Linked DNA regions of Homo sapiens: all the other regions are linked to region 3. A link is a loop called in an ENCODE intact Hi-C map of the cell type or tissue named here. Cell type or tissue: endothelial cell of umbilical vein. All regions are shown on one strand. Region 1 has its middle 150 kb from the start of RIPOR2. Region 2 has its middle 86 kb from the start of CARMIL1. Region 3 overlaps LOC124901282 (a long non-coding RNA gene).

Region 1 (8,000 bases), 52 kb before region 3:
TTAAGGATTTACCAACTGACTGTGGGCCACATGGTATTCCTGTTTATTTCATGGGGCTGATATGGTCAACATCTATTGTTCACTTACCATGGCATGTCACTTTTCTAGACATGCCTTATACTATGACATAACCCTGTGAGGTAAGTGCTATTACATTCATTTTACAGATGGAAATCTGGAACACAAAGAGATCCAATAATTTGTCCAAGGTCATATGGTAGGTGACAGAGCTGGAGTTTTAACTCAAAAGGTCGGACTCCAAGTCTCCTTGAGACAGCAATGTCCAAATGCACACAGTGATCTCTTAATTTCTATTGCCTTCATCTCTGCTCTGCTTCATTCACCCACTTATACAGAAACACCTTTAATTTGTCTTCCTTCAAAACTGCTCTATCTCTAAGACCTTGGACTTATTGCTCTAGCTGCTGCCTCCTTAGCTTTTATTCCTGTTGCTTTTTCACAATGGCTAAACCTGCTCAGCATCTGCATTGAGCCCTCTTAACTCTCCTTATTCTCCCAGTTCCCACTCCTGCCCCTTTCCTGGTTTCCCTTACTTCGGTGCCATATGAGGAAGACTTGCCATTGCATGAATTCACCTTGTATTTTTCCACCTTTTAACCTCACCCACTCTCTCTGTCTGGGATATTCTTCCTCTCTCTCTGTTTTAGCTTGTTTAAAACTTTTCCCAATCTTTAAGCCAATCCCCTACCCCTTACTCCTCAAATGCTATCTCTCTACAACGTTCTTCCTGGTCATCTCAAAACCTCACATGCAATCCTTCTTTCCTCAGTATTCCCGACAATCAGTTTGTACAACAAATACAGTGCTCATGAGAGTCTACCTTGTAATAAAGTTGCATGTGGATTTCCTTAGCATCCCTTCTAGCTTATAATTATAACTTAGAAGTTCTAGCCCAGTGCTTTATGCTAGATTAGAATATGGAACAAGTAACTTTACAACTGGAAAGTATGTAAAAGATATTCTAATTCAAACCTTAATTTTACTGCTAAAGACATTGAAGCCTATTTTAAGAGGCGACTCATGCTGACAATGGGAAAGAGAAATTCACTTGTACCTTCCTTCCTTGAATTCATATTAGGAATAAAACCATACGTGTGCTCAGCACTGTGCTAGGCACTAGGTCTACCCAGGTGACAGTTCCTATTTTTAAGAATCTCAGTATCTACTGGGAAAAACAATTAATAGATTATTATAACACAATGGGATGGGATACCTGTTTGAGGAATAAATAAATGCATGAGTCAAGGAGTTTACTGTCTTTGCAGTCATATTATGTGGTCCCTTCAATCAGAAGCATGAGGAGACAGGTTTTTTTTTAGACAAGAGTTTCCCTCTGTGGCCCAGGCTGGAGTGCAGTGGCACAGTCTTGGCTCACTGCAACCTCCGTCTCCCTGGCTCAAGCGATTCTCATGCCTCAGCTTCCCAAGTACCTTGGACTACAGGCACCCACCACCATACCTGGCTAATTTTTGTATTTTTAGTAGAGATGGGGTTTCACCATGTTGGCCAGGCTGGTCTCAAACTCCTGACCTCAAGTGATCTGCCCACCTCAGCCTCCCAAGTGCTGGGATTACAGGCATGAGCCACTGAGCCCAGCTGAGACAGGTTTTATAATTCACTTAATAAAATCATATCTCAGGCTGCAGGAAAGGAATGTCAAATCTGATTTGTGCCAGGCAAGTTCATCGTCATTAGTCCAAAAGAGGAGAGAGGTCTATTGGAAATGAGGAGCTGCTGCTTTCCATCTCACCCTCGGTTTTTAGTTTGTCTCTCTTCAGTTTTTGTTGCTGCTTTCCCTCGTGTACTCAGGATTATGTTTTAAACACTCACAACCTGGACGATTTTGGTTTTGTTTACTTATTGGCTGTATGTTTACCTCAACCAGGCCAAAGGTTCTATGGACTCTGGACTGGATGCACTACTGATTTACTTTTTTTTCTGATGGTGGGGGTGGGGAGATGGACTTTTGCTCGTCTCCCAGGCTGGAGTGCAATGGCATAATCTCGGCTCACTACAACCTCTGCCTCCCTTGTTCAAGCAATTCTCCTGCCTCAGCCTCTTGAGTAGCTGTGATTATAGGCAAGCACCACCATGCCTGGCTAATTTTTGTATTTTTAGTAGAGACGTGGTTTCACCATGTTGGCCAGGCAGGTCTCAAACTTCTGACCTCAGGTGATCCACCAGCCTCGGCCTCCTGAAGTGCTGGGATTACAGGCGTGAGCCACCACGCCTAGCCTATTTACTTTTTAAAACACTTGAATGGTCTTGTAATGTTAGCTGTTCTCAGTCCCGCAAAAGTCGGGTTTCTGTCAGGCAACGCGTCTGCTTAATTTAGGTGTCAAAGAGAGTGTCACGGGATGCACGGTAGGACAGCTCCCAAACCCACAGGATATTCCTTACTTGCAAAATCACAGGCCCATTCTGCTCACAGCACATCAGGAATGACTTCCAGTTGGGTGGTGTGAGGGGGAGTTTTATTTGAAAATGATTCCAAAACCTGTAAGAGAGATAAAGCATGGGAATGTGCTCTGGAAACTTCCATGCCTGTTCCTTTGCCAGGATCTATTTGGTACCTGGTACTCTGTCCTCCCTGAGAGATAGTGTTTCTGTACTGTTCCAGCTGTTGATGTAGCTCAGAACTTTCAGGGTGTTGAATACAGACAGCTCCTTGAACGAGATTTTGTCTTATTTTTATTGTACTATGATGTTCCTTGCTTTAAGGAATCCTTATATGTGAAAATCTAGATCTATATCTTGTACACAAAAGCAACAGAATCTAGTATTAGTGAAGGTACAGGTAAATGTATTCTCTCATACATTATTTTTGGAAAGGTGAACTGGCTTCCCGAAGAACGATTTGGCAGAGGGCACTAAAAGCCTAGACGCTGTATTCATAGAATCCAGCAGCCCCGCTCCTAGGAATTTAACTTACAGAAGTCACTATGAATGTGTGCAAGACACATCCACATGATTATTTGCCATTGTTTCAAATAGTGAAAAGTTAGAAATGACTTACAGGTCAAAGAGGTTAAATAAAGTGCTAATATAGGTATGTGGTATCAGGTAAGCAGGCATTAAAAATGATGTAGGAAAATACAATACTGTGGAAAATCGCGTTGATAAACACACAGGTAGAAAAGTATGTATGGTATATGTGCTTGGAAGCAAAAAAAGAAAGATTAGCTAGACACCAAAATATCAATTATTATTTCTGGGTAGTGGGATTATTTGTAGTTTTTTCATTTAAAAATATTTTTTCAAATTTTTGACAGTGGATATGTATTATTTTTATAACCAGAAGAATGTTTAGTAAATTCACAAATCCCATTTTCAGAGCAACAAGATAAAGTGGACTGTGACTGCTTCCCAATATTTATGATGACATCTTATATTTGTGACCCTTGTTACCAAAACACAATAGAACAAGATAGAGTTTAGCGATTTCTAAGATGGAATTATTTTCTTAAGAAAAAAAAAATCCCCAAGATCCCCTCAAAAGTTGCCAGATTCCTTTCTTTCTAGAACAAGAGTTACGTATATGATCCGTTGAAAATGAAAAAAACTTGGAATGTCTTACAGCTGTTAAAAGATTTGAGGTTGACCTGGATGTCCCAATGTGGAAGGCTATCTAAAATATATTGATGAGTAAAAAATGCAAGTTGCAGAATATCTGTACTAGGATTTCATTTAAAAACAATAGCAACATCCCAAAGGTGGTGTGTGCTTTGCCAAAATTAAAAAAAAATAAAAACAACGGCAACAATAACACTCCCTCACTACCAACTATGTGGGACATCTTATTGAAAACAAATATATGTAGAGAAATGTTGCTATGTCCAGAAACAGGCCTGGGAGGATACACACTGAGCTATTATCAAAGCTTACCATAAGAGTGGGTGGAGGGAAGGGCAGGAAACAGGGTTTCCTGAGAGGTGCTTGGTGGGGTTACTTCCTTTTTATTTTACATAGCTCCACATTCTTAAGCTTTTTCATATCATTTAAAAACATTCAAAAGGAAATAAGTAAAAAAGAAATTTTAATAAATGCCTCTGCTTGCAAGCTCAGAGTACAAACTTTTGCTTATACATTTTAAATAATTAGAATTTTAAAATTAAATTTCTGCATTTTTTTCAGAGGATCTGTGGTAATGAGAAAAAGTACTCTTTCCTTTGGTGATTATTTTGCAAATATAAAAATGGCAAATTGCCCTTTCTGAATTTCAGTGCAAATATTCTAGATATGATCCTAAAGACTTAAACAGTTTTGAAGTGCAGGCAGACAGAAACTCAGTGGGCCATTCCCTTAAACCAACTAGCCCACCAAATTCTTGCTCAGAGGTGAGCACAGACAAAAATGTGATGCAGGAATTCACTAATTCAATGACCATGTCTTTGCCACACAAATACTCATTCTTGTCTTGGCAAACATACCCTTTCCCTCTTATAATGTATTTCTCTTTCTTATACCAAAACCCACTTCCAGAAGGGTGCAATAACACATTCACATGAATGTATAAATGACTCTTTAATGTTATACCTTCCTAACCAGATTTGCTTTTTAACAAACTAACAAAGGAATGAAGCTCTAATGGTGGAATCTCACACATTAGTCAGAATCTGGGGGCTTCGGCAGTCACTGACTGCTTATGCATATCCACAGCGTCCTCAGCAATGGCCTGGGGGCGCCAGGTGCTTCCAGACTTACAGGTGATGGTATATGTCAGGATCCCGCTGGAGCCGTGTTTGGAATCCTATATACAACTCATCCCAGAGTAGACCATTCTTCACCACGTGTCTGATGACATCCACCCGGCTATGGATCTGAAATAGACATGGAACCACTAGCAGGGGCAACCCAGGAAGCAGAGTATGGATCCCTCCTGTCCCTGGGAGGAGCAGCTGCCCATGATGGCAGAGGCACGGAGAGCCAAGGAGAAGAGTCTCTGGGAGCAGATATCACAGGCTGAGGAGAAAAGGAAAGATGCTAAGTGCAGCAGGACTCGAAAGAAGGAAAACAGGAAATGGATTAAGAGCAGGGGGAGCATCTGACTGAGAGCACAAACTGCAGATTCATGGGTTCAAATCCAGACTCTAGCTGTGTGATCTTGGTCACCGTTCTGTGCCTTGGCTTTCTCATCTATAAAATGAAGACAATAATAGAACATGCCTCATAGGATTGTTGTGAGGATGTATATAAAATACTTAAAGCCTGGCACATAGTAAGCACTCAAGAAATCTTTGCTGTTATCGTCATTCTAAAAGCCGAGTGTTCAAGTCTCCACCTGAACATTCAGAGGCAAAGCAGAGCCTGGAAGCTCACAACAGTCTATAGTTTCTGGCCTGTCATAGAACAGGATTACTTTAAATCAAGTGGTCAAGATCCTTATCCTTAAAGAATCCCAACTTTTAAACTGTTGAAGAGCCAAAGCAGCACAGGATTAGGAGACAAGCAGAGATGGTCTTGAGTCTCAGCCCTGCACTTACTAATTATGTGACCTTAAGCTTGCTAAGCCTCCGTTTCTCTATTATGAGACTGTTGAGAGAAAAAAATGAGATAACTTATATAAAGAAAATAAAGAGAAGTTATCCTTGGTTGCACATAGTTTTAACAATCCATCGGCACCAATGTTAGAGTTTAGAGGAGCCCTTTCAGTGTCTGCAACAAATTTTCTCCCGGTAAATATCATGCTAATATCAGTAGAGGCAAACTTTCCATAAGTGACAGGCTATTAAATGACACAGAATGATTGGAAGTTTGGCATTTTTAGATCTATTTCTCTTTTTTGCACCATTTGTATAAAACAATTATATCCATCGTGAACTGAGGTTACAAACATAGGGCAGAGTTTTGCTAATAGAGGTTTAGAAACATGATTCTACAATTTGGTCAGGTTAAGGTCGGCCTGGCTAAGATGCAGTACCAGGACCTGGTTCCTCCCAATGCAGGGTAAATGGCCTTTTTTGGCCTTTTAGCTGGGAGAGAAGCACACAGGAGAATTGGAAGTAGATTTAAGAAATATTTGGGGTGTAAAATGGAAAGGTCTAGATGACTGATTAGATTTGGGGATGTAAGGAAAAGGGAAGAACCAAAGATTACTCATTTGTTTCTAGCTTGACTGACTTGGGGAATGATATTACCAACGATCAGATAGAAAAAGGAAAAAGAACATTTTAAAGAAGGAAGATGAGGAATTGAACTTTGAACAAGTTGAAAATTATGTATTAAGCATTCAGAAATTCAGACAATTATATCTAGCAGGCAGTTGACTATTAAGAACCCAAAGCTTGACAGCACTGGAGGTAGCCAGAGAGCGCTCTGGGCTGGACATATGGATTATTTTTGGAGTCATTAACAGAGAAGTGATGTTAGCAGGTGAGTTTACCCAGGAAGAGACTTGGGAAGAACAGTGGAATGAACACAGAGTCCTGGAAGGAAACAAGAGACTTAAGCAGTGGCTGGGGAAAGAGGAACTCCAAAAGAATGCAAAAGAATATTCAGGAAAACAAGGAGGTACTGTCACTGGGCTAAGGAGAAGACTATTGGTTCACAATGACGGACAAATTGCGTGCATAACCTATCTCCTCTGCATTTCCAGATCCAACTAAAATGTTGCAAAGCAATTATACAGGAATAAACTGCCACATTGAAAAGAAAAGGAAGTGATTCATTGACAGGAGAATTCAACTAATTACGTGAATCTAGAAAGCATGCAGACAAGTGGAAACCGAAGATGCAGGGCAGAGGCTGTACAATCCCAGACAGTACATGGAGGGGTGTTCAGATGTGGAGGGAAGAGAAGTAGGTACTGCGGATGACAGGAGGGCAAGCACAAAAGTTATGTCCATGAGATAGCTGGCCCCTTCTCTACCCCTATATATGGCTCCCAGGTCAAATATATTTCTACAGTTCTCTCAATACATAGAATCAATTTTGGGGTAGGGGGAGAACAAGGGCAGGTAGTGTGTTTGTGATGCTGAAAGCAAGAGCCTCCACATTTTTGCACTCGGGGGTCCCCTAGCTGGCTTCTCTCCTCACCTTCACAGCTTAAAGCATACTGATGATCCTTTGGCCAAATACAGCCTAGCTCTCATTTCATGTAGTCTATAACTCTTTAAGAACATTGACTCAGCTTTCTACATTTATAACTTTGGGTATTTCACATGAAAATCCAGATTTCCAAGTTCTCTGGAAATTTCAGATCAGCCGGAGCTCAGCAGGCCTGCCCCCTTCTCATCCCGCATTCTACTTGATGCAGTCTGCCCCAGCTTCACCAGTTTATGAGATGTGCCTTGCACCAGTGTGCGAGCCCTCTGTAAGTAGAGCCTACTGGATGACAGATCCTACACCTATACATAAGAGCCCCAAATCAGCTGAAAAAAGTCTTTTTATCAGTAAATATGGACTAATCCTGTAATTCTTAAAAGTCACCCACAAAGAAAGGAGGATCAAGCTAGCATAAGTTTTCTTTAGAGCAACCTTGTCTATAACTGGAAGCCAAAGGAGCAATGCCTTCCGGTGTCTATGGAAAATGATTAGTCACCCAGAATTACATGCTGAAACTTACTTACACACCATGAGGCAGGAGACAGTTAAGCAGAAAGTCCCACATAGAAGTGAAGCAAGGAAGGGAAAGGCATGGGTGGGGTCTGGAGGCAGTGAAAGGTAGCAGATTTGCAGCAGAGCTAGAGAGGAGCCCTTCCAGGTCGGAGCAGGAGGATGGAGAGCTACAGGAGCCATGCATTTAAGAATGGAGAGTTAGTGTGATAGAAATGATGAGTTTGAAAGGCAATTAATACCTCCAAAAAGGTGGCAGGAGGGAGGCAATATGAGAAGTCTCCGGGTAGCAAGAAAAGGAGCTCTTCCACACATAGGCATAACCTCTTTAACCAAACCTCAGCATATAGAACTCTCCCTAAAATCCTGGGAGATAAAAGCCCTCAAGCCACAGTATAACAGTACCATGTGCAGAGCAGGCATCA
Region 2 (8,000 bases), 56 kb after region 3:
CTCCATCTCTAACATCTGTCCCTAGAGGCAGCCAAATGGTAGTTTGGCATTTATCAGGATGACCAGGATGTCAGATTCTGTCTTTTTGTGTTTGATGTTACCAACCATTAATGTTCAATTCTATGATTTATCATTTCATCAGGGGCTTGCAAAAGGGCAAAACTCCATCACTTCTTTTTCATACATTAACTATAATCCTTTGGTAAGATAAATTTCCCTTTACCTACAACTTGCTTACCCAGTTGTACAGTTTGCAAAGAAAAGAATACATAATATTTTTCTTTAATTATTTTTCAAAATAAGGAGTTGGTTTCCTAGGACCCTCTAATTTTAGTTACATTATGAACACATTGCGTTAAACATATTTGATGAGTTTGAATCCACTCATTACTTGTATTAGTGCTCATATCATCCCATTTTGGTCAGTGAGAAGCCTATTTTTTAACTGGCAAATAAAGTGTGTATATTTAGAGTATACATGATGTTATGATATATGCATACATTGTGGAATGGCTGAATAGAGCTAATTAACATATATGTTACCTCACATACTTTTTTTGTGGTGAGAACACTTAAAATTTGATCTCAGCAATTTTCAAGTATACAATATGTTAACTATAGTGAACACAATGGACAATAGATTTCTTGAATTTATTCCTCCTGTCCAACTGAAATTTTGTATCCTTTGACTAACATCTTCCCAATTCGCCCATCTCCCAGCCTTTGGTAACCATCACTCTACTTTCTGCCTTGATGAATTTGACTTTTTTAAATCTTACAATTGCTATGTTGAAAGATGGTATTCCCTCCAAAACTCATGTTGAAACTTAATCCCCATGCAAAAGTATTAAGAGCTGTGGCCTTTGGAAGGTGATTCAGTCATGAGGGCTCTACCCTCATGAATGGAATTCGCACACTTAAAAGGGCTCAAGGTTGAAGGGAGAGTCCTCTTGCTCCTATGCTCTTCTGCCATGTGAGGACAGTGTTCTTCCCCTCCAAAGGATGCAGCAACTAGTTGCCAATTTGGAAGCAGAGATTGGGTCCTCACCATGTATCAAACCTGCCAGTGTCTTTTTCTTGAACTTCCCAGCCTCCAGAACTATGAGAAATACATTCCTGTTGAAAAATTACCAGTCTGTGATATTTTATTATACCAATATCAAACAGACTAAGACATACATATAAATGCGATCATGCAGTATTTGTCTTTTTGTGCTGGCTTATTTCATTTAATATAATGTGCTCTAGTTTCATCTATGTTGTCACAAATGACAGCATTTCCTTCTTTTTTTAAGGCTGAATAGTATTCCATTGTGTGTATATACACATTTTCCTTATCCTTTTATTCACGATAGATTGAGGTTGATTCCGTATCTTGGCTATTGTGATTAATGCTGCAATAAACATGGGAGTGCAGATATTCTCTTTTCAAATATCTCTGACACACTCACTTCAATTCCTTTGGATATATACCCATTAATGGGATTACTGGGTCATATGATAGTTCTATTTTAAATTTTGGGGGGAAACTTCATAGTGTTTTCCATAGCAGCAGTGCTATTTTATACTTTCACCAGCAATTTAAGGGTTCCCTTTCTTCTATATCCTCACCAACATTATTATCTTTCATCTTGTTGATAATAGCTGCTCTAACAGGTGCGAAGTGGTAAGTAGGAAGGTTTTCAAGCTGGCCCTTGTGAGTCATTTTGAGATGACCCCAATAGTATTTGATATTTCCTTGCCTCTCATATAACAAGATATTCCATGTTCTTCGTGTATATTTTGTGTCCAACACCTTGAATCAGCTATTTCTCCTAAAAGTTTTGGTTCTTCTTGCTGGAAAATGTGTCTGGAAACCACAATCTAGGTGCTAGAGGATAGATGTCAATTTGAGGCCGGGTGCGGCGGCTCATATCTGTAATCCTGGCACTTTGGGAGGCCAGGCAAGTGGATCACTTGATGTCAGGAGTTCAGGAGCAGCCTGGCCAACATGGTGAAGCCCTGTTTCTACTAAAAACACACAAAAAAATTAGCCAGATGTGGTGGCACACACCTGTAGTCCCAGTGAGCTGAGATCATGCCACTGCACTCCAGCCTGGGCAACAGAGTAAGACTCTGTCTCCAAAAAAAAAAAAAAAAAAAAAAGTCAATTTGCTTACTTTTGGATGCTGTAAAGAATTTCCTTCAAACTGTAGACAGTCCTAACAGCACTTGATTATTTAGAAATTCATTATCTGGATCTCTTGCTTTTTATAAGTGCTTTTGTATCTGTGCCCTTTCTGAGACTCGGAGTTTAAAAACCATAACCTCTTCTTCACCAGTCCCTGGCCCAAAGTTTGTAACATGCTAGACACTCAGAACATATTCATTGAATGAGAAAAATCAGGCTTTAGATGCTAAAAGAAATGACCAGAAATGAGTTTCAAAAATATGAGAAGAAACGGCAGCATAGTTAGAATAACCTGGTAGCCTCTGAGGACATTATTTTAATAGGGTCTACATTTGCTTGGCTGTTTAAATTCATGTTTACTTAAAAAGAAATTACATTAAAGACCTATGCTATATTTTTGAAAGGGCATTTCTGAGTTGGTTCAAAGGTTGTGGGTTATTGTTAAGTTGACTGACATTGTCTCCTCCAAAAACCACCCTTGACTAGTTCTAAAACAAAAGAGTTTCTGTGAAAAGATACAAGTTTTAATTTTCTATTCAGGTCATCCTCAGAGAATTTCAACCTATGATGATTATCAGAGACAAAAAGGGGCAAAGCAGGTCTAAGATAACAGCAGATAGTGTGGATAAATGTGCCAAGAGTGATGGAAATTCAGCCCCTCCCTGTTGGGCAGGGAGTTGGCAGGGTTGGGGTACATGGCAAGTTAGCCGAGATGAGGCTCCTGGTTGGCTGGGTGGGGAAGTACAGGGATAGAATGCGCCTGTGAAGCTACTGATTGGCCCTGGACAGTTTGCAGCTTTGAGTGGGAGGGGTAGGATCTGAAGAAGAGCAACAGAGATCTTTGGCAGGAATTGGGGTAAGGTGGTGGAGGGGAATCTGGTTCTTGTTAAGAAGCAGAGAAAGGATAGGCAAAAACAAATGGTCTTACTGTCTTTCTCCAGTGCCTCATCTATTATAGCTTTCTGCTGAATTTTGCTCCCACAAACCCCTTCTTTGCTCTTTCTCCAGCTGCTCCCTTAATCATTCTATTCCTCTTTCTGGCTGACAGCCTCTTTCTCTAGTAGCGTTTAATTGACCTTAACTCACAACAGAGGAATAAACTTTTTGCTCACTAATGGCAAAAATCCAACTCTGGCTACTTCCAGCAAAAGACAGGTTAGCGTAAGAAACTTGGTATCAATGAGAATCATGTAGGCAAGCTAAGAGAACGGGCCTTGGAGATTGGCAGGATCCAGGGTAGCTCTAAGGACTAGAAAGTGGGAGCCAAAGGATTGGTTTCCCAGCAGGAACAGTCTGGTCAAGGAGGTCACTGCTAGGGTAAACCTTTTGTGAAAATCTCAGTGACCTCCCTTGGCCAGGTCATGAGAAGAAGGAGCTTATGAAGTAAGAGGCAGACCACTGGATTTCCTCTCCCATGAAGGCTGTACATGATAGAGCGGATGTGTTTGGAAACTGGCAGTGCTATTAGAAAGAGATAGTGAATGCCAAGCAGCCAAAAAAAAAAAAAAAAAGAAAGAAAAAAAAACGTTTTTTTACTCAAAGACATCAACTTATTATCACAATTACTTAGTGATTCAAATCCTGTGATTTCTCTCTTAATTTCTTAAATTTTCAAAGTTAGTGCTCTCGGTGTCTTAAAAACAATTTTTTTTAAATTTTTAAGATTAAAAACTTATGTCCTCGTTTTATTTTCTTCTGATGAGTCAGCGACCTTAAGAATCCAAAGCTCTGCACCCCTGGACTAAGGCCAGGAGTGAAAATCCATTACTAAGATTAGTCAGCCCTGAAAAAAAAACACCCTTTTCCCTCTGGCATTTTCATTACTTCTCTCCACCCCAGTAGAAACAATTAGCCGTTGAAACTAAGTTGTTTTTTTCCTTGCTTTTCAACTTATTATGAAAATTTTCACAATATACAAATGTTGAGAGTATTATATAATGAAACTCCTTGAGCCAGCTTCAACAATTCATCTCTGCCCACACACCCTTACATCCATGCATGCAACCTCACACAATTTTGTTCTCCTTAGTTGGATGATTCTAAAGCCAACCCCAGACATATGATTTTATCCTGCAATATTTTATTATGTTTCTCTAAAATACAAAGACTCTGAAGAACGATAACCATAATATCACTACCAAACCTAATACATTTATTAAAAATTATTTCCTATCCTCAAATATCAAGTCTATGGTCAAGTTTTCCCAATTGTCTCATCTATTTCTGGATCAAATCAGGATCCAAATGTGGTCTGTACATTCTGGCCAAATTTTTAAGGAGATTACAGTAACTGCCCAAACTTTTATAGTCTCAGTTTGAAGTTTGAACACAGCTTTTTCTTTCCATTTTTTTTTTTTGAGATAGCATCTTCCTCTATCACCCAGGCTGGAGTGCAGTTGCGCTGGAGTGCACAGCCTCTGAGTTCAAGTGATTCTCATGTCCCAACGACCTGAGTAGCTGGGATTACAGGCGTACACCACCACGCCCAGCTAATATTTGTATTTTTAGTAGAGAGAGGGTTTCAACATGTTGGTCAGGCTGGTCTTAAACTCCTGACCTCAAGTGATCCAACCACGTCGGCTTCCCAAAGTGCTAAGATTACAGGCTTGAGCCACCTACGCCCACCCTATTTATTTCAATAGCTCTTTGGGGAACAGGTGGTGTTTGGTGACGTGAATATGTTCTTTAGTGGTGATTTCTGAGATTTTGGCACACCCATCACCTGAGCAGTGTACACTGAACACAGTTTTTTCATTTTAGTTTTCTTTGGTTGGTAGTCTAAGCTCATCTCTGTCCTGAAGCTGCCATAGTTGCAAGTATTGAAGTGATTCAGCATCCCTCAGCCCATGTCTTCAGGTTAAATAAGCATATCTTGCAACTTCATTAAGAACAACTATCCAGGCCTTTTTAAAAATGCTATTATTATTTCTTCTCAAAGAATAGAGAAAGTAGCAACTGTTTTCTAAAATGTAGAGTTTATTTACTGTAATATTGTTTATGGTGACTTCAGATTGGAACTAACTCAAAGGTCCACCAAGGAGCTTGGCTAAACAGACTACCCTATGCCCAAACTATACGAAACTATGCCACATTTAAAAATAATGAGGTCACTCTATCCGTAACAACGTGAAAATGCCAAATGCCTCGATATATTGGTGAATAAAAAATTAAATAGTATGAATAATGTGATCTATTTTTGCCTAAAAACAATGTTTCTAGATACACAGAAAGAAATCTCAAAGAATAACCACCAAATCTTGGAGGGAGGATGTAAAATTCTGGAGGAATTACACTTTCTACTTTTTACATTTTTGTATCATTTAAATGCTTTTATTATAAGTGTATATTAGCTTTATAATGTGAAAAAAGATACTTCTATGATGAAATATTATGTAAATTTAAAGTATTATATAAATGATTTTCCTTCTTTCTTCAATCTTTCTCCAATATCAAAAATAATTTGGAATTGACTCTACCACAGATACAATGTTATCAATTGGCAGAATATTTGAAGATACACCTCAATAGTCTTCCTCAATTCACAATATTGAACTATGACTATATGACAGACACAGACGTAAGCTTTATCCCATTTAATCTCCAGAATAAATACCACTGTCTACATTTTACATGTAAGGAAACTGAAGCTTAGAGTGTCAAAGTCACTTGCTTAAGTCACAGCTAGGATTCAAACCTTGGTCTCTTTCATGCCATGGCCCACAACTTCACCCTTTATGCACAGGTGTCCAATTTCTTGGCTTTCCTGGGCCACAACATAAGAATTGCCTTGGGCCACACATAAAATACACAAATACTAATAGTAGCTGATGAGCTAAAACAAAAAAAAAATTGCAAGAAAAGCTCATAATGTCATAATGTTTTAAGAAAGTTTATGAATTTGTCTTGAGCCATATTCAAAGCTGTCCTGGGCCGCCTGCGGCCTGTGGGCCACAGATTAGACAAGTTTGCTCTATAGCATACTGACTCTACCCTACTAAATATAACAAATGTACAAAAAAAGCAATATTCCAAAATCCAAGGCCATAATCCTCTCATATTTCTCTTTAGAGCCACTGTGTAAGGAGTTCCCAAGACCATGCAGGGTCCCATGATTTGTTTGAGGGATTCGGCCCATAGTCATACTCACATCCATGACTTATTGCAGTGAAATGATATAAGGCAGAATCAGCAAAGGAAAAAAGCCACATGGGGCAAAGCAAGGGGGAAACTAGGCATGAGTTTCCAGAGTCCTCTCCCAACAGAGTTACGTGGGATGTGCGTAATTCCCCTGACAACAAGTTGAAAGCACACATGTGAAATATTACCAACCAGGAGAGACTCAGCACTCAGGGATTTTATTGGGGGCTAGTTATGTAGGCATCCTCTGATTGGCACATACCCAAACTTTAAATTTCCAGAAGAAAATCACGTGTTCAGTATAACCACATTGTTTGTTCAAATAGCTTAGGTACTAAGCTATTGTACCTCTAACTGGTACACTCTACCAGTTAATCACAGGAACCCTCCCACAACCTAAGTTCGCAGATGCCAGCCTTATAATCAAGCCTGTCAAAGAATAGCACTTGGGCCTGTTATGCCAACTCTTTTCTGTACAGCCTCCAAACAATTATAAGGAGTCAAGTGCACAATGAAAATATAATTACATCAGCAGCCTCCAGTCTGTTTTCATAGTAAACATGGTGAAGCCACTCAATGTTATTTCTTTTCAGTAAATAACAATTTTCCTCCAGAGCCCTAGTGTCGTCCACTTATAGGCCAGACAGCCCTTTCAAATCTACTTTTCTTGGCCAAAGACATTGTAGTTCTTATCCCTTTCTTCACTTTTCAGAGCATCTTACAAAAAAGTTTAGACACAAAATATCACAAAGAAACAGTTTCCCCATGATGATAGCAGTGCCTATTTGATTGCCCATGCAGAGGAAGACCTTTGATATTTTGTTTCATTTTCAGTAACTGGTTGAAGGTTTTTTAAAAAGATTTGAGTGTAAACTTCTTCATCACTATTATGACCTTCTCTTTGATATCCATTTCCAAGTCAATGACTTGTACTTAGAATGGCAGGTTTCAAAAGAAACGAGCCATGTGCCTGATCACTCAGAAAATACTGTTCCTCGCATGTTAATTTGCCATACTTGAGAAATTCTAGCCTCACTATTAGGGTGATAACTTTTTACCCCATGCTTTTTACATGAAATACAGAACTTTATACAACCAAGCACCCACACCCAAGGTGTGTTTCACAGCGTCAATTTAAGATATGCTATCTGATGAATGTCATAGTATGCTCAGAGTTAAGCAATTTGAGGATTAGCTTATTGCCCAAAGCACTAGACCAACTTGTATAGTCCATAGAATTCTTTCCTTGTTTGCAATTCTATCTCTACTGAAAATGATAAAAACAGAGGAGTCGAAGACTGACTACACTTATGAAATTAAAAAAATTTAAAAACTCAGTTAAGTTCTGGTAATATTTATCCATGTTTTACTTATAAACATAAAGGGCTGTATTTCTTCCTTATGTACACATTTGTTATAGCCATTATGAGTTAGATGTGTGCCTCTTTGGGTTTGGAAATTACTGAAGTTGCACACCTACAATTACAACCTCAGAGACTGACATAATTTCAGATACCACTTCATATTTGAGTAAAAATTAGCAATATGTTTGAGGAGATGAACGTGCTTTGATGTAATCCCCTGACAGGAAAGTTTAACAAATATGTTGGGCAAATTTTTCTCTGTTCTAAAATTTGTTTTAAATTTCTGTGATTGAATAATCCACAAAGATACTCAATTATCTTAAGTACCC
Region 3 (8,000 bases):
TGCTGTTTTTTTATTAGGGCTTAATGTTTAGAAAATTAAGTCTTCTCTCTCAAAGAATGAAGGTTTTTGCCCTTTTGTTTTGAAATCCTTATCACTTTGGCTAAATGAATGACTTATTTTACAATGACCTGTAATCCTATTTTGTGATATTAAGTGTTTAAAACCTTTGATATTTGACAAACTTTCTGAAATCAAATTATACATTATGTCTTTTTCTGAACTAATTAGTCCTTTAAGATGGTATTAATGGGTTCCCTAAAGTCCAAAAGTGACATATTTGGCTTTTTTGGTATGAAAATTATACAGGAAGCATTGTCCAATATGAAATGGTGTTTGGTTTTCTTTGGGCTGTATTTGTATAAATATGTTATTGGTATGTATTCCAAAATTATGGGAAACTCCTATTATTCTGATATGACACACTGTATGTTATCAGTAATAATTATAATTTTTATGTTAAATTATTGTGTGCTACAGAGGTAACAGAATGTCTGACTATGGCTGCCCTAAAACTTTTCATTATTCACAGACAATTGTCATCTTTTTTTGGTCCTTTTCAGAGGTAGTTTTATAATCAGCTATAAAACTCTTAACAGGTGTTCTTGAATGCATGTTTCTGATAGCTCTGGAGACTGTGACATCAAAATAGAGAAAAAACTTCGAGGACTCATGGAGAGCTGAAATGTTCATGAATATCAAGCAGAACAAGAATTAACTGCATGGACTAAACTAATAGAAGTTTGAAGTAATCTTTTTTAACTTTTTGCTTAAAATGTTGCTGATAATTTGTTTTTCAAAATCAAGAAACTTTTAAGCTATTTACAGCTTTTTAACAATGGAGTATACTCCTTTGAACAAAATTTGGAGCATATTTGTTTTTAAAACTACCTGATTTCTACAGAATTTGGAATCTATTTGTGAGTATTCTTTACTTATGACAATACAGTTATTTGCATAAGTGCAATAAGAATCTGTTTTCATTTGTAACAGCACACATTTGAAGAAACTGGTTATTTTACCAAGGCTTTGACTGAAATAGTGTGCTTTCCTTTAAAGAATTAAACTTGACTTATGGAGCCAATAAAAAGTCCCTTGGAAAAACTAGCCTCATACCTTTGTCTCCACAGTCCCTGTACAGGGTTCCTGACCTGTGGTAAGTAAAAAAGGTCACTTACTGACAGGCCCAGGAGCCCCAGGTTTTTGTTAGGAGCTCAAAAGGAGAGGAATTCACCCAACTCATAGGTATTTCATGGTACAAATCCATGGCTGGGCTGTGCTTTAAAAAAGTCTTCTCTGAGATTCCTTCTGTGGAAAAAGTTCCATCAAAGCCAATTTAAAAGCTTATATAAAAAATAATTATTCTTGCTGCACTGTATACAAAGAATTAGGCCAAGTATAATAAGGAAAACCAGTCCTGCCATGATTTGTCTTTCATAAAAATGGGAAAGGGGAGAGAGAAAAATTATGTTTCAAAAACTATAGTACATCTATTGTTAGATTCTAGTCTTGTGTAATGTTTTTCAATTTTTATTATTTTCTACAGTTTGGACTGAATTCTAATTTTTCTTAGCTACATGTCTTCAAAATAATGTTTTCAATTTTTTTCCTTCTTTTTTTCCTCCATTTTTCCAAATTTGGAGTCACTGGAAACTAAGATGTGCTTTCATAAAGCCCTGTGAAATGAAGCTAAACAACTTGAGCTTCAGAAGAAAATAGCAGCGACCTATTTACATACATAAGCCACTTTCATACCTGCCTACTGATGTATGGACTTCAGAGTAATGTGGCATATATCTATTTTCCAGAATTGTTCTTTTGTTTGTTGTTGTCCTCCCCCTATTTTCTCTTCACAGGACATGAGACTTCACAACCTTCTAAAAAGGAGCTTTCCTAATAACTCAGGACCTACCTATCTAGGAATAAACCATCCTAGCCATGAGAGATCAGACGAAACCTGAGGCCAGAGACTCATTTTCTTCTAAAATGCGTTCTCCAACAGATTTTTAAAAAGAAAAGGGGGGAAATGTGAAAGTATTTTGGGCCCCTCAAATCACTAAACTAAAGGAAAACTTCAAGTGGGGAACTGCTTAGGGTAAACCTGCCTCCCATTCTGTTCAAAGTTATCCCTCTGCTCACCAAGATAAATGCATATATCATTGCCTTCTGTGGAGAGGCTAATTAGAAACTCAAAAAAAATGCAACCATTTGTCTCTTATCTACCTATGACCTGGAAGCCCCCTCCCTGCACCTTTCCAGACCGAACTAATGTTCATCTTACATGTGTTGATTGATGTCTTATATCTCCCTAAAATGTATAAAACCAAACTGTGCTCTGACCACCTTGGGCACATGTTGTCAGGACCTCCTGAGGCTGTGTCCTGGGTGCACGTCTTCAACCTTGGCAAAATAAACTTTCTAAATTAACTGAGACCTGTGTCAGGTCTTCAGGATTCATAGTGGTTAGTTAGCATTTAAAAATCAAATAACATGAGGGGCTGGGCCTTGATACTAGGTACAGAGCAAAGTAAATCTGTGTGAACGTTAGACAGCATTCTAGATTTGGGTAACAGGTAACTCGTGGACAACTACTCAGCTCTTATTCTGAATGCACCAGCACTAAACTACCCCTAAATGACCTGAGAAATAAGATTGACAACACAGTGGAAGAAAAAAGCCTAATACCAAGTGACTAAAGCCACATAGGGCAAATTAGGCTAAAGCAAAGCTTGAAAGGTGGGGTAAACACTCACAGAGTTACTGGTGTTGAGAATTAGACTGACAAAACACATGCCCAAGAGCGCTATCTGACTCTGCCAGGCCATGTTGCTATTTCTTTGGCAGTCATTGAGAAAAAAACTAACAAAACAATCCTGTCCTGGTATTGCTGCTGCACTGGGGAGAGGTGATCTATACAGAAGGGAGAGAAGGGGAAGGGACAGTAGAGGAGGGGAGGGGATGGGAGGGAAGTTGGCAACAATATCAGTTCTAGGAAATGGTCAGAAGAGTCACTGTTCAGGGCAGGAACAGTCGGGGCCCTGCTATTTTTGTTTAGTAATCACAACTAGCCTCCCGGGAAAATTCTATCTGCTGTCCAGCAGGCTTTGGAAAAGAGCCCTCCTATACACACATGCACACACACAGGAGCATGCACACACACACACACACACACACTTATGGGAGAGAGAGGAAGGAGACCCATAGGAGGCTTGGGTCTTTGAATACCAAACCAGGTAAATGTGTGCTTTACCTATGCACACCCAAACACACACACACACACACACACACACACACACACACACACACACACACATACCCCAGAGAGGTTTTACTATTTATCAAGTCAGGAATAAATTTTAAATTAGAGTTCTTATAAGAGAGAGGAAAATTAAATAGAACATACAACTTTTAGATCAGAGAAATGGCCTAAACACGCAAGAGTAAAATTTTCTAGGGGAAGTAATTTGCTTATTGGTTCATTTAAAATTTCTAGATGAACACATTTCCTGCCAAATCTAATTGCAAGAAAGGTCACCAGTGAGAGAAAGCAAAGGACTCTTGGTACCTTCCGGCTAAATCCTCGATATCTTTTATGAACAGGCCTCCTTGGTGCTTGCACATATTCTTGCATGCCCTCAGTCGGCTCTTATTCTTGTACAAGACGTAGTCTTTGCCAGTGCTCTTATTGCGAAAGAAATTGATTCCTTCCTTAAGACTGGCAACTTCAACAGGTGATAGGCACAACAGGATCTCAGTTGTTTGTTCGATGCTATGAAAAGGCAAACATTTTGAGGGGGAAGGTTAATAATGTTAGGTTTTAAGAGACAATCATTTCAAACTGACAGCTCAAAACCCCTTTTCCCTAAAATATTTTGTAAGCCCCTTGCGTTCCAAGTACCCAGGTTTAGTGGCTACCTGAGGATGCATTTCTCCCCACCCTGATATGAATGTAAATATACTTCTTACTTGTTAAATATGCCTCTCCACTTTTCTAGGGAACTAATAGCCCTCTTACTTGCCTGCCCATCGTCTGCCGGTTCCTCTGCCTGGGTATTTTGAAAGAACAGCAGTTGCTCATATCGTTTCTGTTGCTCATTTGCTCCCCTAAGGCATTAGTCAGCCTGAAAACAGGACGTTTAAGGTATTTTCCTTTAACAGTTACTGATTTCCTTTGACAGTTTTCTCCCTCTACCACAGCTCTTTTAGAAGTCTAACACCATATTCAATTCTGAGAAGCCACTGTGCTGTCCCTCCCATCTCTGCTCTTGCGCATCTGGACTTCCTCTGCCTGGAACGCAGTTCCTCTCCTTCACCACGCAGCATCAGTCTTGGGTCAAATAGAAACGAATCGTCCCCTTCCTGGTTAAGTCTTCCAAGACACACCAGAGGTCCAGGCTGGCATTCTTGGTGTACATCCCTCTTCTGTAGAACATTATAACACTGTAATTGGCACACTGCCCTGTTGACTTACATTTAGGCACTTTTGAAAGCACTCTGTATCTTCCTTCTCCCCCTACCACTTAGCCCACTGCCTTTCACAGGATATGTCTTCACTAGCTCTCTACTTAATGAATCACCCCTCCCACTGCACTCAATTTGATTAATTTACAAAAAGCTCCAGCCGCAAACCAAGCATTTGAATCTTTTTTTTCTTTTAAGGAAACTAGCCGTTACACTTCTCAAACCCCAATTTCTAAACACTCTGTTTACAGTGCAACACTGAATCATAACAGAATATGATTTCTGCCAAGAAAGGTTTCAAAATAGCTTTTGCAAATCCATGGTAGGAAATCTGGGCACATGTTGTTTAGTTTTATATTTGACTCCAAACAAAAAGTAGCCAAAATTCTCTTTGCATGTTAACTTAAAACTGATTTGGAGCACAAGCATATTTGTGGCACTTTCAGTTTCATTTTTAGAAGCGCTGCAAATTTCTTAAAGGAGATAAAAATAATTTTAAGAACACTCCAGGGTAGAAAATAACAGAGAAACCACTTCCAATTTTAAACTGATGAAGGCATAGCTCTGTAATATTATGATCTACTTTCTCAAAGCAGATTCTCATTGTCACCTCTGTCCCAAATTCCTAGTAATTGTGTTCCCAATGGACTTGAAATTATTCCAAAAATATGTTCTAAATGTATTTGACAGGAAGAAGCCATTCTAAATTTCATGACTTCTCTTTTGACTTTGTTCTTACGAGTACAGATATCTGACACCAAGCTAACATAAGCACTGAGGCAATTCCTGGAATAATTAGTCTAAGAGTTTAAAAGGCAAACCTCTCTAGATTTTTGTTGTTCCATTGAATGAATTCATATAGCCAAAGTTCTCTGTTAGATTTCAACTTATATCACAACCATGTAGAACAGGTTCACTCAACCACACTTTTGTCCTCAGTTCCACGTGAAAGTCACATTGGAGCAGAAGGCAAAAGAAAAAAATATGTGCACCTATATACATGCTTTTCTGTGTATTGTTTAAATGATTAGCTTTTCCCCAAAGTATTTTTAAAGATATCAATGAATTTGCTTCTATCAAAATCAGAAAAATAAAACTGTAGCAAATTCTTGTTTTGCTATAAAACATTAAAACTAAAATGAATTGCCTTTTTTCGAATTGGTTTTGGGGGTAGATTCGAGTTACAAAATGGCCGCCCGGAGCGTGTTCGGCGCGGTTCCCCCAGCGGTCTCTGGCTGAACCGGCGCTCTCGCCTCCCTGCTGAACACAGCGTGAGGACCCCCCCTCCATGGACATGGTGTTTGAGTCTCTGGGCTTGCCGAACACCAAGTCCTCTGAGTTCCGCAGCGCAGCACCGGAAGCGGCCGAGCGCGCTCAGCCCGGCGACCCCTGCGGGCTCCAGACCCCTGCGCCGCTGCGCCCTGGGTTTCGCCGCACCCAAGACCCAGCGAGTGCAGCGGCGGCCGCCGAGGAGGTTCGAAAACACGGCCAAAAGAAATGCCGAGAAGGAACTGACAGATAGGAATTGGGATCAAGAAGATGAAGCTTAAGAGGTGGGAACATTCTCCATGGCCAGTGAGGAAGTCTTGAAGAATAGAGCCATAAAGAAAGCAAAGCGCAGAAATGTTGGATTCGAATCTGACACTGGAGGAGCCTTTAAAGGTTTTAAAGGTTTGGTGGTACCTTCTGGAGGAGGACGCTTTCCTGGATTTGGTAGTGGCGCTGGAGGGAAGCCTTTGGAAGGACTGTCGAATGGAAACAACATAACCAGTGCCCCTCCCTTCACCAGTGCAAAGGCAGCGGCAGAGCCCAAGGTAGCCTTTGGTTCTCTTGCTGCAAATGGCCCTACCGCCTTGGTTGATAAAGTTTCAAATCCCAAAACTAATGGGGACACTCAGCAGCCCTCCTCCTCTGGCCTTGCTTCCAGTAAAGCTTGTGTCGGAAATGCCTATCACAAGCAGTTGGCCGCCTTGAACTGCTCCGTGCGGGATTGGATAGTGAAGCACGTGAATACAAACCCCCTCTGTGATCTGACACCTATCTTTAAGGACTATGAGAAATATTTAGCAAACATTGAACAGCAACACGGGAACAGTGGCAGGAATTCTAAAAGTGAATCTAACAAAGTGGCGGCTGAAACACAGTCTCCTTCCCTTTTTGGCTCAACAAAATTACAGCAAGAGTCAACGTTTTTGTTTCATGGCAACAAAACTGAAGATACACCTGACAAGAAGGTGGAGGTGGCATCTGAAAAGAAAACGAACCCATCATCACTAGGAGCGACAAGTGCCTCATTTAATTTCGACAAGAAAGTTGATAGCTCTGTTTTGGGCTCATTAAGCTCTGTCCCCCTGACTGGATTTTCTTTCTCCCCTGGAAACTCCAGTTTATTTGGCAAAGATACTACCCAGAGTAAACCAGTCTCTTCACCATTTCCCACTAAACCATTGGAGGGCCAAGCGGAAGGTGACAGTGGTGAATGCAAAGGTGGAGATGAAGAAGAGAATGATGAGCCGCCCAAAGTAGTAGTTACCGAAGTAAAAGAAGATGCTTTTTACTCCAAAAAGTGTAAACTGTTTTACAAGAAAGACAATGAGTTTAAAGAGAAAGGCATAGGTACTCTGCATTTAAAACCTACAGCAAATCAGAAGACACAGCTTTTGGTGCGGGCAGACACCAATTTAGGCAACATATTGCTGAATGTTCTGATTCCACCCAATATGCCATGTACGCGAACAGGGAAGAATAACGTTCTTATCGTCTGTGTTCCAAATCCACCAATTGACGAGAAGAATGCCACCATGCCAGTCACCATGTTGATTCGGGTAAAAACCAGCGAGGATGCAGACGAGTTGCACAAAATTTTACTGGAGAAAAAGGATGCCTGAACACGCGAAGTTGGCTGCGGAATTATTGCCAAGTTGCTGCTTCTTCCACCGCCCCTTAAAGTTAGTCAGTTTTTCTTCTCTTCTTTGACATTCTAAGAACTTATAGATAACCTAAAACTTTTGTGAGAAAGATTAATGTGGCCAATAAAACCTTTAAATGTTAAGTGTCAAAAAACCGCACTCTCCCTTCTTAAGAACTGCCTAAAGTGTAAAATACATTTGAATGCAATTTTTGGAAAAAAAAAAAAAAAAAACTAAAATGAATTTTAATACACCTACTTTTTAACATTTCAATATTTTTTCAAATACATTAATATTCTTGAAAATAACCATTAAAATACATTTATACAGGGGCACGCTTTTTCCTTTTTGCCTCAGAAGTAATGGCAGTGTGGCAGTATAACATCCTGTCTTTAAGTTTTGGATATTTCGTTTGTCATGGAATTTGTGCGTTCATTTTGGCCTTAAAAAATATTGTGTTGGCCAGGTGTGGTGGCTCACACCTGTAATCCCAGCACTTTGGGAGGCCAAGGCAAGCGGATCACCTAAGGTCAGGAGTTCGAGACCAACCTGGCCTACATGGTGAAACCCTGTCTGTACTAGAAATACAAAAATTAGCCAGGTGTGGTGGCAGGTACCTGTAGTCCCAGCTAC

What was found. Hi-C counts contacts between places; a loop is a spot of excess contacts. Peaks named below come from ENCODE experiments on the same cell type or tissue, not always from the same donor. Only the 100,000 strongest peaks of a DNase experiment are listed, where the experiment ranks them.
Region 1: a loop joins it to region 3, with 6 times the contacts of the local background. A loop is called at or near these places in 12 of 110 quality-filtered maps.
Region 2: a loop joins it to region 3, with 6 times the contacts of the local background. A loop is called at or near these places in 14 of 110 quality-filtered maps.

The regions. Positions count from the first base shown.
Region 1 is chr6:25,082,059-25,090,058 of GRCh38, forward strand. It overlaps the pseudogene CMAHP. Among named protein-coding and RNA genes, the nearest start is that of RIPOR2, 150 kb to the left of the region's middle. In endothelial cell of umbilical vein, no CTCF peak of the experiment used is centred here; DNase peaks (open chromatin) are centred at 3,953, 6,603 and 7,543; H3K27ac peaks cover 4,036 bases.
Region 2 is chr6:25,189,829-25,197,828 of GRCh38, forward strand. It overlaps the pseudogene RNY5P5. Among named protein-coding and RNA genes, the nearest start is that of CARMIL1, 86 kb to the right of the region's middle. In endothelial cell of umbilical vein, no CTCF peak of the experiment used is centred here; DNase peaks (open chromatin) are centred at 3,473 and 3,933; H3K27ac peaks cover 1,953 bases.
Region 3 is chr6:25,134,058-25,142,057 of GRCh38, forward strand. It overlaps LOC124901282 (a long non-coding RNA gene), which reads left to right. Exons shown (of 3, transcript XR_007059515.1): 3 at 597-1,134. It also overlaps the pseudogene CMAHP and the pseudogene NUP50P2. Among named protein-coding and RNA genes, the nearest start is that of CARMIL1, 140 kb to the right of the region's middle. RefSeq lists enhancers at 4,199-4,248, 4,289-4,518, 4,629-4,748. In endothelial cell of umbilical vein, no CTCF peak of the experiment used is centred here; DNase peaks (open chromatin) are centred at 2,924, 4,394 and 4,844; H3K4me3 peaks cover 1,075 bases; H3K27ac peaks cover 1,411 bases.